Linked DNA regions of Homo sapiens: regions 1 and 3 are each linked to region 2. A link is an interaction called in ENCODE POLR2A ChIA-PET data of the cell type or tissue named here. Cell type or tissue: endothelial cell of umbilical vein. All regions are shown on one strand. Region 1 overlaps RBFOX2 (RNA binding fox-1 homolog 2). Region 2 has its middle 68 kb from the start of MCM5. Region 3 holds the start of MB (myoglobin).

The links. Peaks named below come from ENCODE experiments on the same cell type or tissue, not always from the same donor. Only the 100,000 strongest peaks of a DNase experiment are listed, where the experiment ranks them.
Region 1: POLR2A ChIA-PET joins it to region 2 with 6 read pairs; 1 of 35 experiments calls an interaction of 5 or more read pairs at or near these places.
Region 3: POLR2A ChIA-PET joins it to region 2 with 5 read pairs; 4 of 35 experiments call an interaction of 5 or more read pairs at or near these places.

Annotation. Positions count from the first base shown.
Region 1 is chr22:35,901,465-35,906,464 of GRCh38, forward strand. All of the region lies in intron 2 of RBFOX2 (RNA binding fox-1 homolog 2), which reads right to left. Among named protein-coding and RNA genes, the nearest start is that of RBFOX2, 120 kb to the right of the region's middle. In endothelial cell of umbilical vein, no CTCF peak of the experiment used is centred here; a DNase peak (open chromatin) is centred at 2,407.
Region 2 is chr22:35,465,571-35,470,570 of GRCh38, forward strand. No RefSeq gene overlaps it. Among named protein-coding and RNA genes, the nearest start is that of MCM5, 68 kb to the left of the region's middle. In endothelial cell of umbilical vein, no CTCF peak of the experiment used is centred here; a DNase peak (open chromatin) is centred at 2,361; H3K27ac peaks cover 1,191 bases.
Region 3 is chr22:35,614,417-35,619,416 of GRCh38, forward strand. MB (myoglobin) reads right to left here and starts at 2,913. Exons shown (of 3, transcript NM_005368.3): 1 at 2,747-2,913. The coding sequence starts at 2,841. In endothelial cell of umbilical vein, no CTCF peak of the experiment used is centred here; no DNase peak of the experiment used is centred here; H3K27me3 peaks cover 827 bases.

The DNA of each region.
Region 1 (5,000 bases), 440 kb after region 2:
ATAGTAAAACTCTCATCTCAAGAAAAAAGTAAAAAACAACAACAAACGACAGAGATAGGGTTTGGGAGTTGGTGTACACATACTGTACTTGTGCACTGGCCAAAACACTGCTACTACTGATGTCATTCAGAGAATAGACCCAGAAACTTCTGTGAATGGTGGTTACCTTCTATGATGTCTAAACTAAGCTCTAGATGTATATATACATGGAGAAAGCGGTCCATCTCAAAGCTAGCCTCTTGGGAAAGGCAATTAAGTGATTTGTTAGAGCTCTTACTCCCAGTTATTAGGAAACCCAGAGCTACCACCCCTAAAACAGAAGACTGCATTATCTTGGCTGGGCGCGGTGACTCACACCTATAATCCCAGCAATTTGGGAGGCTGAGGCAGGCGGATCACTTGAGTTCAGGAGTTCAAGACCAGCCTGGCCAACATGGTGAAACCCCATCTCTGCTGAAAATACAAAAATTAGCCAGGTGTGGTGGTGCATCTGTAGTCTCAGCTACTCAGGAGGCTGAGGCAGGAGAATCGCTTGAACCCTAGAGGCAGAGGTTGCAGTCAGCTGAGAATGCACCACTGCACTCCAGCCTGGGCGACAGAGTGAGACTCTGTCTCAAAAAAAAAAGAGAAGAAAAGCTGCATCATCTTAAAAGACCCATCTTTCCTTATTACGTTTCAATTATACTCTCAAAGAACTTCCCTTACTTCTAACTAGCTTTCTCTGGTATCCCCTCCCTACAATTTTTGACGTCATGAAGTCCTCCCATCCCAACCACTTTTCCATTATCTACCCACTCCGGTTCTGCACCCTCTTTGTCCAATTTTGATGCCGTGTTCCATAATTACAATCTCTCCCTTGCAAATACCCTCAATCATTTGTCCTCTCCATCACTGCCACCTGACACAACTCCAATCCTGGTTAAATCCAATTGTCTGCCTTTTCTAGTGCCTATGCCCAATCAGCTGAATGTTGCTGAAGAAAAATCACATAACCAAGCTGACTGACTTCACTATATATTCATGATCACAAACCTCAAATGGACACTCAACGATGCCAAGCAATCCACCAAAGCTGCCCTTGAAAGCTTTCCTACTCCCCAAAATGACTATTTCTTGCTTCTCCTCAAACCTCCCTCATTCACTCTTCACTACCTACTCTCAGCTAATTTTCTTATTTTACTTTTTGTCTGTTTGTTTTGAGACAGGATCTCACTCTGTCGCCCAGGCTGGAGTGCAGTGGTGCGATCATGGCTCACTGCAGCCTTGACCTCCCGGGCTCAAACTATTCTCCCACCTCAGCCTCCCAAGTGGCTGGAACTACATGCACATGCCACCACGCCCAGCTAATTAAAAAAAAAAAAAAAAAATTTAGAGAAGGGGCGGGTCTCACTATGTTGCCCAGACTAGTCTTGAATTCCTGGGTTCAAGCAATCTTCCTGCCCCAGCCTCCCAAAATGCAGGGATTACAGCCATGAGCCACTACACACAACCTCTTAGCTAATTTTCTATGTCATTTTAAATGAGAAGCATTCAGACAGTATCTTCTTACCACTAAATCTAATGTTCTATAATAAGTAAATGATTAAATGAACCCTAATTTTTTTAAAGTTCTCCTTTGACCCCTCATCTCCCTCCAGCTACCTGCTATTTCCCTGCTCACCACTTCAGGGTAAATTATCTTGAAAAAGTTGTTGTCTATATCTGTCTCAATTTCTTCACTTCTCATTTTCTTCAATCTACTCAAAACAAAGTTTCCAAGCCCTCCACTCCATTAAATCAACTTATCAAGGTCTACTACTTCCACATTTATCTGACCTCTTAGCAGGATTCAACAAAGCTGACAATCTTCTTAAAACATTCTCTTCTTCTGGCTTCTGAGATACTACAATGCCATTTTTTTTGTTTTTTCATGCATCACTGGTTACTGTTTCAGTATCTTTTTATGGCTTCTCCCTCGACAGACCTCTAAAAGGCAAGTGTTCCTTGGGGTTCAATCCTGAGTCATCTTCTCTAAGTTGTCTCATCCATTCCCATCACTTCAAATACCATCAACATGTTAATAACTACCAAGTTACACCCCTAGCAGAGACCTCTCCCCATGCTCCAATATGACTACTTAGCTGTCACACAAGCATGTCAAACTCAACATGCCCAAAATTGGGTCCTTAATTCTCCACCATCACCACCCTTGAAGTCCCCTGGTACTACCTGACAATTATGAAAGCCAGAAACCCTTCCTTCACCCCTCATCCCTCACATCCAACCTACAGCAACTTCTGTGTGTGTGACTTCACTTGACCTCCACTGCCTTAAACCACCTTAACCCAAGCCACCATCATCTCTTTCCTGAATATCACACTAGTTTCCCCATTTCCATTGTTGCTCCCTTCCAAAACACCATCACACAGCAGCCAGAGAAACTCTGTAAAACAAACACCAGATCTTATCACTCTCCTACTTCCACGGCATCACATTACATTTTTCTTTCCAAACTCCTTATGATGGTCTTTAAGGTCCTATATGACCTGCTATGTGCCCACTTCTCCAACCTCACTTCATACCATATCTCCTCTCAATCACTATTCTAAAGACACTGATTTTGTGTCAATTCCTCTCCCCCATACCCCTTAATTCCCTCTTTCTGAAATCCCTCCTCGTTCCACCTTCATTCTTTGCAAGCCAGGCTCCTTCTTATCTTTTAGAACTCAGCTTAAATATCACTTCCTCAAATAAAACTCTCCAGACTCCTCTATCTAGTTGGAGGTCTTTCCCCACAAGCCCGTACTCTCTGTTACTGTGCCCTGTTTATGTTCTTCCTAGCAGTTACCAAAATCTTTAATTATTTATGCTTTTTTTGGTTACAGATTTCTCCATTAGAAAGTAATGTTTTGTGTATGTCAGATACAACTGAAATCTTCTACTATGAAACGCTTTATCCTTTGACTTTTTGTTAGGGAAGGTCAAAGTTATTTGCAGGAGTTTCTGGCACTCAGGCAACTGTCTAACCAAGTCCTATAAATAAAGTTAGAGTGCTACTAATTTCACCCTAGTTACCAAAAGGACTCACAGCTTTGCCACAGATACAAACCACAAATAAATGCTGGTAACAATGGCTTTAAAATGCTACACTGTGAAATAATCATAACGTCAATATGAAAAGGCAGTTCCAATTTAATCATTTACTTTAAGCTAATCTGATAATCTACATTCCAAATTGTCTCCCTTCCAAAACTATAAATTTATTCTTCTCAGCACAATAATAGCATCCCAGTTCAAGCTCTCCTCTAATCAAGCTTGCTGTATATAAGTTAGTTAACTAGAGTCTAGAACTACGTCGTCTAACACGCAGCCAGCTGTCATATGTGGTTATGTGAATTTAACTTAATTAAAATTAAAATTTCAGTTACTTAATACTAGCCACATGTCAAGTGCTCAAGAGCCACGTGAGGATAGTGGCTATCATAATGGATAGGGCAGACATAAAACATTTCTATCATCACAGAAAGGTCTATTAGACAGAGCTGTCCTAGAACACGGTAATAACCAGGAAGCAAAAAGGCCCTCTAGGTATCCAGAATTCCAAAACATTCATTCCAAAATTTTCATCGGCAGGAAAACTCCATCAGACCTTCTCTCTGAATCTATTTATTTTTATTTTAGGAATATTTCTGTCCTGGTTATCTGGCTAATTGTCCACCAAAAATTTACAAAGCAAATTAAGAAAAGGAACTGGGAAGCAGTGGGGAATAAGTACCAGAGGAAAAAGGAATATTATGTTAGAGGCAGCCAACATAGGAAACAAGAAAGATGAAGAGAAAAAAAATCTAAAAAGCAGGTAAAATAGATAGATGATATATGTCAAAATGGTGCCACTTAGTAAGGCAAAACCAGCAAAAGCTCCTGAAATATTACTCTTTTATATTCCTAAACAATACTGATGCTGATACCTGTGTTAAAACCATTTAAAAATGCCCACTATTTTACTGTTAAGAAGAAATAAATTTTATAGTTATACAACACAATTTAGAAGGATTTATTTCTGAAATGACTGAATCTTAAATACCTTGGTCTTTAAAGAAGGGAAAATCCTCTCAGCTGGTTAGGATACTCAGCCATGAAGAAGAGAAATATTCTGCACAAATTCAAGAGTTCAGTCCCTTGAATATGAATGAATGCGTTTACAGAGCAGGTATAGATATGTAAGTAAGACATGACTCTCCTGTTTAATGAATTATGGCTTATCCATACAGTGAAACACTGAACAGTATAGCCTTGGGGGAGGGGGATGAGGAAGCTCTTAAAATACCATTATGAAATACTCTAATAGAGTCATGCACTGCATAGCAATGTTTCAGTCAATGATGGAACACATATGTCATGGTGGTCCCGTAAGATGATAATGCCATGTTTTTACTGTGCCTTGTCCATGCTTAGATATGTTTAAATATGAAAATATTTGCCATTGTGTTACAATTGCCTACAGTAATCAGTAGAGTAACATGCTGTACTGGTTTGCAGCCTAAAGGCATTAGGCTGTACCATATATAATATATAGTCAGGTATATATCTAGGTTTGTGTAAGTACATTCTATGATGTTTTCACAATGAAGTCACCTAATGACACATTTCTCAAAAAGTATCCTTATCATTAAGCCATGCATACCGCATATGTCATTAAGTGGAAAAAAGAAAGGTTTAGCAATGGTTTTAAAACCAGTGGTTTTTTAAATGGGAGGAAAAGATCAAAGGAGGAATTATACACAAGAAGTAAAAAACACCCAGTGCCTGTAGGGGAAAGACACTGGGAACTCAAGACAGGAATGGGAGAGCAACTTTTCACGATATGACCATTTTCTACTTTTAAAATATTAACTTATGTAAATGTTATTTATTCAAAATACAATAATCATACATTTTATAAAAGTGAGTTCTCTATCCCTAAGAAATGTATAATCTAATGACTTACCCAGGCTTCAAAAAACAAAAGAAAAAAAATCACA
Region 2 (5,000 bases):
CCAGGGCTCCTCTCGGCCTCCTCAGTGTGTTAGGTCTTTCTCCTTTTATTTTTATTTATTTATTTGAGACAAGGTCTTGCTCTGTTGCCCAGGGTAGAGTGCAGTGGGACCATCGTAGCTCACTGCGACCTTGAACTCCTGGGCTCAAGTGATCCTAGGACTACAGATTCCAGTAGCTGGGCCTACAGACATGTGCCACCACATCTGGCTAGTTTTTTTGTTTGTTTGTTTTTGAGATGGAGTCTCGCTCTGATGTCCAGGCTGGAGTGCAGTGGCGCGATCTCAGCTCACTGCAACCTCCACCTCCCGGGTTCAAGTGATTCTTCTGCCTCAGCCTCCCAAGTAGCTGAGGATTACAGGCGCACACCACCATGCCAGGTTAATTTTTGTATTTTTTGTAGAGATGAGGTTTCACTGTGTTGGCCAGGCTGGTCTCAAACTCCCAACCTCAAGTGATCCATCCATCTCAGCCTCCCAAAGTCATGCCTGGCTAATTTAAAAATATATTTATTTTTATAGGGACAAGTTCTTGCTATGTTTCCCAGGCTGGTCTCAAACTTCTGGGCTCAAGTGATCCTCCTGCCTCGGCTTCCCAAAGTGCTGGGATTACAGGCATGAGCCATCCATCTGGCCGCTCTTTCTTTTTAAATTATTTATTGAAAAAAATTAAAAAATTTTTATGGGTACATAGTAGGTGTATATATTTACTGGGTAGATGAGATATCCATTACCTCAAGCATTTATCCTTTGTGTTACAAACAACCCAATTATACTGTTAGTTATTTTGAAATGTACAATTAAATTATTATTGGCTATAATTACCCTGCTGTGCTATCAAATACTAGATCTTATTCATTCCTTTTTTTCTGAGACAGGGTCTTGTTCTGTCACGTAGGCTGGAGTACAGTGCTGTGATCATGGCTCACTGCAGCCTTGACCTCCTGGGCCCAAGCAATCCTCCCACTTCAGCCTCCCAAGTAGCTGGGACTATAGGTGTGCACCACCATGTCCGGCTAATTTTGTTTATTTTTTACAGAGACAGGGTCTTACTATGTTTCCCAGGCTGGTGTTGAACTCCTGGGTTCACAAATTCCTCCTGCCTCAGCCTCCCAAAGTGTTGCTATTATAGGTGTGAGCCACCATGCCTGGCCTTATTCATTCTTTCTACTATATTTTTGGACCCATTAACCATCCCTACTTTCCCCTGCCCCCCAACTACCCTTCCCAGCGTATAACCATCATTCTACTCTCTATCTCCATGGTTCAATTGTTTTAATTTTTAGCTCCCACAAATAAGTGAGAACATGTGAAGTTCGTCTTTCTGTGCCCGGCTTGCTTCACTTAACATAATGACCTCCAGTTTCATCCATGTTGTTGCAAATGACAGGATTTCATTCTTTTTTTTTTTTTTTTTTTTTGAGACGGAGTCTCCCTCTGTCGCCAGGCTGGAGTGCAGTGGCACGATCTCGGCTCACTGCAACCTCCAACTCCCTGGTTCAAGCGACTCTCCTGCCTCAGCCTCCCAAGTAGCTGGGATTACAGGCGTGCGCCACCATGCCCAGCTAATTTTTGTATTTTTAGGAGAGACAGGGTTTCACCGTGTTGGCCAGGGTGGCCTCTATCTCCTGCCCTTGTGTTCTGCCCGCCTTGGCCTCCCAAAGTGCTAGGATTACAGGCGTGAGCCACTGTGCCCAGCCTTTTGCCCATTTTAAAACTGGGTTATTAGGATTTTTCCTATAGGGTTGTTTGAGTTCCTTATCTATTCGATTATTAATCCCTTGTCAGATGTATAGTTTGCAAATATTTTCTCCCCTTCTGTGGGCTGTCTCTTCGCCTTGCTGATTGTTTCCTTTGCTGTGCAGAAGCTTTTTAACTTGATGGGATCCCATTTGTCCATTTTTGCTTTGGTTGCCTGTGCTTGTGAGGTATTTTTCAAGAAATCCGCCCAGAACAACGTCCTGGAGAGTTTCCCCATCTCCTTTTTTTCAAGTCTTATGCTTATTTATATTTATAAATATGACTTTTAGGTTTTTTTGAGGTGTGATTTGCCTCTTTTCAGTGCACAGTTTTACAAGTTTTGAAAAACAAAGTCACGCAAACACTGCCACAATCAAGACACGGAGCAGTTCCATCACCCCCCCGAAATTCTCTAATCTCAGCCCCTCAGCATCCCTGGATGCCAGGCTTAAGAAGTGGACTTCCTTCCCCTGGCAGAAGGAGGGCAGGGTCGGGCTCCGCGTCTGGGGGCTGTAGGCAGGGCTGGGGCTGTGCCATCTGCCTGCTCCTTCCTTCTGGCTGAGAGCACTGGGAGGAGGAGCCTGCAGGCTGAGGACAGGCTGTGCTGGGAGCAGGAAGCAAAGATCCCAGGCCCCAGAGCAGCTTCTGACCTTTAGAGGCTGCCTTTGTCTTGGACAGCCAGCTCTCCAGCTGCCTGCGGGGAATGCCCGGGCCTGCAGCTTTCACAGGAGCCATGGCCTGGGCCAGCTTCCATGTAGGCACCAAACGAAACTGCAGAGCCAGGCATGGCCCTGGGGTGCTGGGCCACAATGCCAGGCTCAGGAAACCAGTGTCCTGCCTGACACTGGGCCCTGGAACGGCCCAGCGAACTCCATTTTTTTTTTTTTTCATGAGGAAGGCAGGAGATGATAAGACACCTCCTCATCACAGTGTGCTTTGATGAGCTCTGCTAGGTTGGTCTGAGACCACTGTCTGGAGCCTGAACACTGCCAGAGTCATCTTTGCGTCTTCAGGGGAAATGTACTAGTGAATTGGTTGCATGTGCAACAAGCACTTGCTGGACTCTGGGGCCAGAACTCCCTGGGTTCAAATCCTGGGCTTACCACTGAGGCTCTGTGGCTTTGGGAAAATTATTTAGTGTGCCTCAGTTTTCTCATATATGAAATGGCTATAATAAGACTAATACCTATCTCAGAGAGTCGTAAGGATTAAATGAAAAAACACACTTAAAACACGTAGAATGTCCCTTGGTAAGTGTTAGCTGGCATTAATGTTATTTTGTTTCGGTTGTTTTGTTTTTGTTTGTGTGTGTGTGGTGTTTTTTTTTTTTTTTTTTTTTTTTGAGACACAGTCTCACTTTGTCACCCAGGCTAGAGTGCAGTGGCACAATCTTGGCTCACTGCAACCTCTGCCTTCCAGGTTCAAGCTATTCTCCTGCCTCAGCCTCCCGAGTAGCTGGAATTACAGGTGCCTGCCACCATGCCCGGCTAATTTTTTGTATTTTTAGTAGAGATGGAGTTTCACCATGTTAGCCAGGATGGTCTCCATCTCCTGACCTCATGCTCCACCCACCTCAGTTTCCCAGAGTGCTGGGATTACAAGCGTGAGCCACCACGCCCAGCATGATTTGTTTTGTTTTGTTTTTGAGACAGAGTTTGGCTTTGTCGCCCAGGCTGGAGTGCAGTGGCGCAATCTTGGCTCACTGCAACCTCTGCCTCTCAGACTCAAGCAGTTCTCCAGACTCAGCCTCCCGAGTAGCTGGGATTACAGGCACCCGCCATCATGCTGGGCTAATTTTTGTATTTTTAGTAGAGATGGGATTTCACCATGTTGGCCAGGCTGGTCTCAAACTCCTGACCTCAGGTGATCCACCCACCTTGGCCTCCCAAAGTGCTGGGATTACAGGCATGAGCCACCGCACATGGCCCCCATTAATGTTATTTTTATTGTTATTATTATTAAGTGGGAAAAAAAACTCACATTCTGATTCCAGCTGTGCCATCAACTGGCTGTATGGTGCTGGGCAATTCATGTCCCCTCTCTGAGCCTTATGTTCCACAGATACCATTGCTGGACAATTTCAACAATAGAAATAAGAGTGATGTTTATAGAGTTTTCTGCTCTAGCATGGTGCTCTGTCAATTATATTTTTGTCTTATTTGATTCTCTCGAGAAGTCTGTATAGTAAAGTGTCATTACCCACATTTTACAGATAAACAAACTGAGGTTTAGAGAGAATAAATAACTCCCCAGGGTCACCTGTCTACAGCTGGGGGAGACAGAAGTTGAACCCAGACGGTCCTGAATCCAAGGCTCAGAGGTTCAACTCCTGCTGTCCGCTGTTCAGGTGAAGTCAGGGGAATGGACTCAGGGTAGCCAGGCTGGCTGTGTGGTCTGCCCAAGGCATGGGTGACAGCAGCAGAAGACAGAGCGGGGAGGTCAGTGTAAAGGCAGAGGGATGGGCAGGGCCTCTGCCAGCCCTTGACCTCCTGGAGAAGCCAGTGAGGCTGACCTGGGGGCCTTCCCTGGGACATGTCCCTCATCCTTCCTCTACTCGAGGAGCCCAACAAGATACATGCTTGTGCCTGAGGGTAGGGTTGTTAGACTTCCCTGCATCAGCACCTTGTCTTTTAAGCAAGAGAGCTGGAGAGGGCCATGCTTAACCCAGAGAAATAAGTCACTAGTGCCATGTCATTCTCCTTTTTTTTTTTTTTTTTTTGAGACAGAGTCTTGCCCAGGCTGGAGTGCAGTGGCATGATCTCGGCTCACTGCAACCTCCGCCTCCCGGGTTCAAGCGATTCTTCTGCCTCAGCCTCCCGAGTAGCTGGGACTACAGGCACGTGCCACCACACCCAGCTAATTTTTGTATTTTCAGTAGAGACGAGGTTTCGCCATATTGGCCAGGCTGGTCTCGAACTCCTGACATCGTGATCCACCCACCTCGGTCTCCCAAAATGCTGGGATTACAGGTGTGACCCACCGTGCCCAGCCGTCAGTCCCTTCTTAAAAGCCCTGTGGCAGCTCCTCATGGCCCCAGGATGAAGAGGAGAGACGGAGGGGCAAGCAGTTTGCAAACCATCTGGACACTGGTGCCTGGGGAGGAGGCAACAACTCCTGCACTCAGCCCCTCGGCTGCGGAACTGGAAGAGGACACAGCCCCAAGGACAGAGACAAACAAACTGTGGGAGCCTTAGCTTCAGAGTCAAATAAATCTACGTTTCATCCTGTTTCTGCCACTTCCTGGGTGAGTGACTCTGGGCAAG
Region 3 (5,000 bases), 150 kb after region 2:
GTCTCTACTAAAAATACAAAAATTAGCCAGGCATGGTGGCATGCACCTGTAATCCCAGCAAGACTCCATCTCAAAAAAAAAAAAAAGGAGCAAGGATTCTGGATCCAAGCTGCCTGAATTTGAATTCCAGCTCCTTTCTTACTTGCTGTGTGACTTGGCGTAAGTTACTTAACCTCTCTGTTAAATGTGGTGATCATAATCATATCTACCTCATAAGATTGTTGTCAGGCTTCAGTGAGTGAAACACTTAAACAGAGCCCAGCAATCAGTATGTGCTGAATAAATGGTTGCTGTCTTTCTCCTCCTCATCATCTCTACCATTATCATTATCATTATCATTATCATCACCATCACCCAGGAATTTTTGGTCCTGCCTGTGGCTGCCATTAACCGGTGGAGACTCTCAGGCCCAGTTCCTCCCTGTAATGAGAAGTAGTGACCACCACTGGTGATTTTCAAACATTTTATGACCTTGAAATCCTTTGTTCCCCCCGCTCCCCAAAACAGCCAAAGTAAATAAAACAAAAAAGGTTTGAGTAAAGAAAGGAAAAACAGGGGTGTGGAGCCCACTCAGCAGCCCCCTCCCTTCCGAAGCCCCACTCCTGGAGCCAGAATCTCCAAGTGACCTTCCAGCTTCTGTGTTCTAGAATTTTATGTTTGTGTACGTGCAGTGAAGGCCTCAGTGTTTTACAGACTGGGCTTCATGGAATTTGCCCTCTTTTACAATCAGAAGATTGGAGACATAACCTTTCAAGGTCAGTTAGAAAATCCAGAGTCAGTATCTAGAACAAAGTCAAGATGCCAACTCTCACGGGTGGCATTTGCAGTCCTGGGCATGAGCCTCCTCCACCCTGCCCCCAGGGAGGCCATCCTCCCTGTACCCCAAATACTGAGAGGGCAGAACCAGCTGGCACAGTCTCTGCATGTCCCACAACCTAAGACGTGACAGGGCACCAGGCCTCTGGGACCTTTCAGGGACCAGCAACCCTAGGCATTATGTCTTATCCCTGGCTCCCGGCCCCCGGCAAACCTCCGTGATCCTCCCTGATGATGCAACACCCTGAGTCTCTTTCAAGACGTACAAGTCACTGCCTTAGGTCTGGCAGCTCCCAAATCACCTTGGAAAGACCTCTGCTCTGCAAACTCTGGTCTCCTACCTCCACGCCTGACTGTCCTGCCTCCTCGCCAAAGGCAAAAGTGCATCAAGGACTCAGAGAATTCTAGGGCATGAGCGTGGGACGGGATCTCGGAGACCATGGAAGACAATCCCTTCGCTCAACCAGCAGAGAAATAAGGCCCAGAGGTGGAGAGACTTGTCCAAGGTCACATGGCATATCTGTGGCCCAGGAGTTGATGTCAATTTGTGTGTGTGTGTTGGTCGGGGGAGCACTTTGTGCAATCCAACAGGGCCTGTTGCAGCCAGATGACAGGGACAGGAGAAGAAAGACATAAACACACTACGATGCCATTACAGTCAACAGAAAACTCAACTCTTCTTCCTCAAGTGTTTCTAGCACGGATCACCAACGGCTCAAATTTTAGATAACGGAGCTTCCAGGACCAGCCATGCTCCCGAGGTAGACGGAAGCTGGAAATGGGTAAAGCCCAAGGGAGACCCAAAGGACGACGGAGTGGAAGAGGAAAATTGGCTCTGGCTCACAAATAAGGAGAAATTAATCTGCAAATTAAAGTGCCAAAGACAATCCATTCACTTGTGGCAACCCCGGCGCCCACTTCCTTCCTCCCGTTGGCAGAAACGTTGATTCTTAACCTATTAGACTTCTGAGGGAACCAGCTCAGAATGGTGAGGGAAGGGGCCAAGAGAAGAGTGTATCACCTTTGGGATAGAAGGCAACGAGGAGATGAGCTTCTATGTACAAACCACAGCCACCCTCTATTTACAAACCTCAGAATTTTGTTTTCTTTGGTGTATTCTGGAATCCCTTGTGGTAGAAGGCAGGATATACTTGCAGACCACATCATTCAGACCTCTCAAACTAGAGACATACTCAACATCGAAGGTCACTAATGAGCCTCTATCTTCTGTTCTCTAATTGCAATGCTTTGAAAGGTCCCTAGCCTGGGCTTCATCAGTAATAGCTACTAACATTTCTAGGACTCAGTATATGCCAGGAACCATGCCAGGCCTCTTGCATGCATTATTTTATTTAATTCTCACATCTCCTCTAGGATATAGATATTAGGATATCCCCTCACTGTACAGGAGAGGAAATTGAGGCTCCGAGAGGTTGAGTACTTTCCCAAAGGTCACCCAGTGGCTCAGTGGCAGAGCCAAGTCTAGAACCAGATCTGTCTCCCCTTGAAGAGCATGTCTTAACCTTGACACTTTAAGAGCATTTAATGAGCTGTGACTCTGGAAATGTCCTCCCCTTCTCAGTCCCTTTTTGTCCTCATCCTGTAAGAGAGGTGGCTGTACAAAATCTCTCAGGACCCTTGTTAACTCTGACTGTCTATAATTCTAAAATTCTTCCTGGTGGACTCTGAGCATCCTAGGTTTGATTCTCATGCTTCCTCCAGCTGCTGACATCAGCCTGAAATGGCTCCTTTCCCTCTCCTGAGTCCAATCCCTGACACTTAAAAGCAAAGAAAAAGCAAGTGACCGTTCTAACACCCTTAACTAATGCAGCCAACTGACCTACCCCACGTGCAAACTTTCCACCTTGCAGCTGAACACCCTTGATCTTAGGGTGTGGGTGGCAGGGGCAATGGAATCTCTTCCTTTTACCTGATGAGGACTTCCTGCCCATGGCCTGGGATGTCAGCCTCCACCTTCCCCCAGACGTTCAGCACCAACTGCCATTCCCCGTCGCTGAGCCCCATGGCGCAGTCTGAAGAAGACAAAAAGAGCAAGTATGGGCTCACTGGGTGTCCTGGCCCCAACAGCTGGGGTTTGAGGCTGCCTGGTCCCAAGGGCGTTTTTATACCTTCTGGGATGCTTGACAAAGATCGCTCAATGGCTCGCTGTCCCCCTCCCCTGCCCTCCTTCACTTTCTCTCTCTCATCCAGGGAGGGTCTAATCTTTTCCTTTCTCTAGCCCTCACATGGGAAGCTATTTTAGGGCAGGTGCCATTGTGGCGAGGCAGGACAGCTCAGGCCACAGGGGGTGGGGTGGTTGTGCGTGTGGAAAGAAGGGGAGGAGGTTGGGCACTGTCTGGACTCTCATAGCCGACAGAAAGGGCACCACAGAAGCCGACGCCAGCAGCCTGAAACCCAACGCTCCCTGCGGTCAGCCCTCCCAAGAGGACCTGTCATGTTTCTAAGCTTGGCCACCAGGTGCCCCGGCTGGCCCCAGGACAGTCCTGGCCATTCGCAACCTCTCACGCACCTTCTGCCCCTTTGCCAGAGACCCCTCACCCAGCCAGAAGTGACAGAAAGGAACCGGATGGTTTTGTGCTTATAGCCAGGTGGTCCCAGGCAAGTCCACAATCTCTTAGAGAACTCCTGTTTTCATGACCCTGCTCAAAGGTTTCCCTCTGAAAAGTTTTTCTTGACATACTCCTTTGAGACACCACTAATTGCTTCCTCCTTTCCTTTCTTTGTGTAAGTTCCTGTTGCATTGCTTCCCAAAGGGCATCCTATTTCCTGGTTTTCATGCCATCTTCTCCATTAGGATAATAGCAGCCAGCACTCACAAGAGACTTTGCTGGGTGCCAGGCCCTGTCCCAAACACTTGGCATTTGGTAACTCATTTAATCCCCGCAAGACCTCCCAATGTGATAGGTACTGACATTATCCCTATTTAATTGAGAGAAAGTAGGGAAACATCACTGATGTACAACTAGTCGCTGGCAGAGTTGGGATTTGAACTCAGGAAGCCACGCCCCTTTCTTTGCAGTTTTCAGGAGGGCAGGAGCTCTGTTTTATTAACCCACGTATCTCTTGGGCCTCACATGGTGCTTTGTGCCAAGTTTGAACTGAATAAATGTTTATTGAGTAAATGGGTGGATGGTTTTGCAAAGAAAGAGAGTGGAGGATGATTAGCCTTATCTTACATCCATGCATCCTCCTTCAATCCATTCAGGTATTCAACCATCTATCCATTTATCCACTTGTCCATCCAGTTACTCATCCATCCATCCATCTGTCATCCCTTAATTCATCCATCCATCATCTCTTTGTCTATCCATGCATTCACTCATCTATCCATCCACCACCCATCCATCCAACATCTATCAATCCCTCCATCTATCCGACATCCCTTAATTCATCTATTCATCTATCCATCATCTCTTTGTCTATCCAGGCATTCATTCATCTATCCATCCACCCATCCATCCAAAATCCACCAGTTCCTCCATCTATCCATCTATCCATCCATCCATGTGTTCATCCATCCATCCCTCAATTCATTCATCCACCCATCATCCCTCCATTCATCCATCCACCCATCCCCTCATTCATCCATTCATTATCCCTCCATTCATCATCCCTCCCTCCATCCATCTATCCATCCATCACCCACCCATCCCTCCATCTATCTATCTGTTCCTCCATCCCTCCATCCATCCATCCACCCATTCCCTCATTCATCCACTCATTATCCCTCCATTCATCATCCCCCCTCCATCCATCTATCCATCCATCATCCACCCATCCCTCCATCTATCCTTCTATCCATCTGTAACTCCACCCATCCATCCATCCCTCTCACAGTGATAGAGCACCTACTGTGTGTCAGACACTGCTACATGCTGAGGATAACAAAATCAAATAAAACACCTTCCTGTGTTCAAGGAACTCAGAGTCTTTTTAGGGAGATAACTAAGAGGAATGAAAATACAGTACAGTTTGTTTAGTGCTATGATCAAGGTAGGCACAGGCCCTTCCTTCCATCTGCATAAGACTATACAGTTTACAAAGTGGCTGCTTGGCAAGATTACATCTAATCTTTACAACACCTCTGTGAGGTAGCGAGCACCACCCCGCTTTACAGCTGTGGGAGATGAGATTCAGAAAGGATAAGCCAGTGTTTGGGCCAT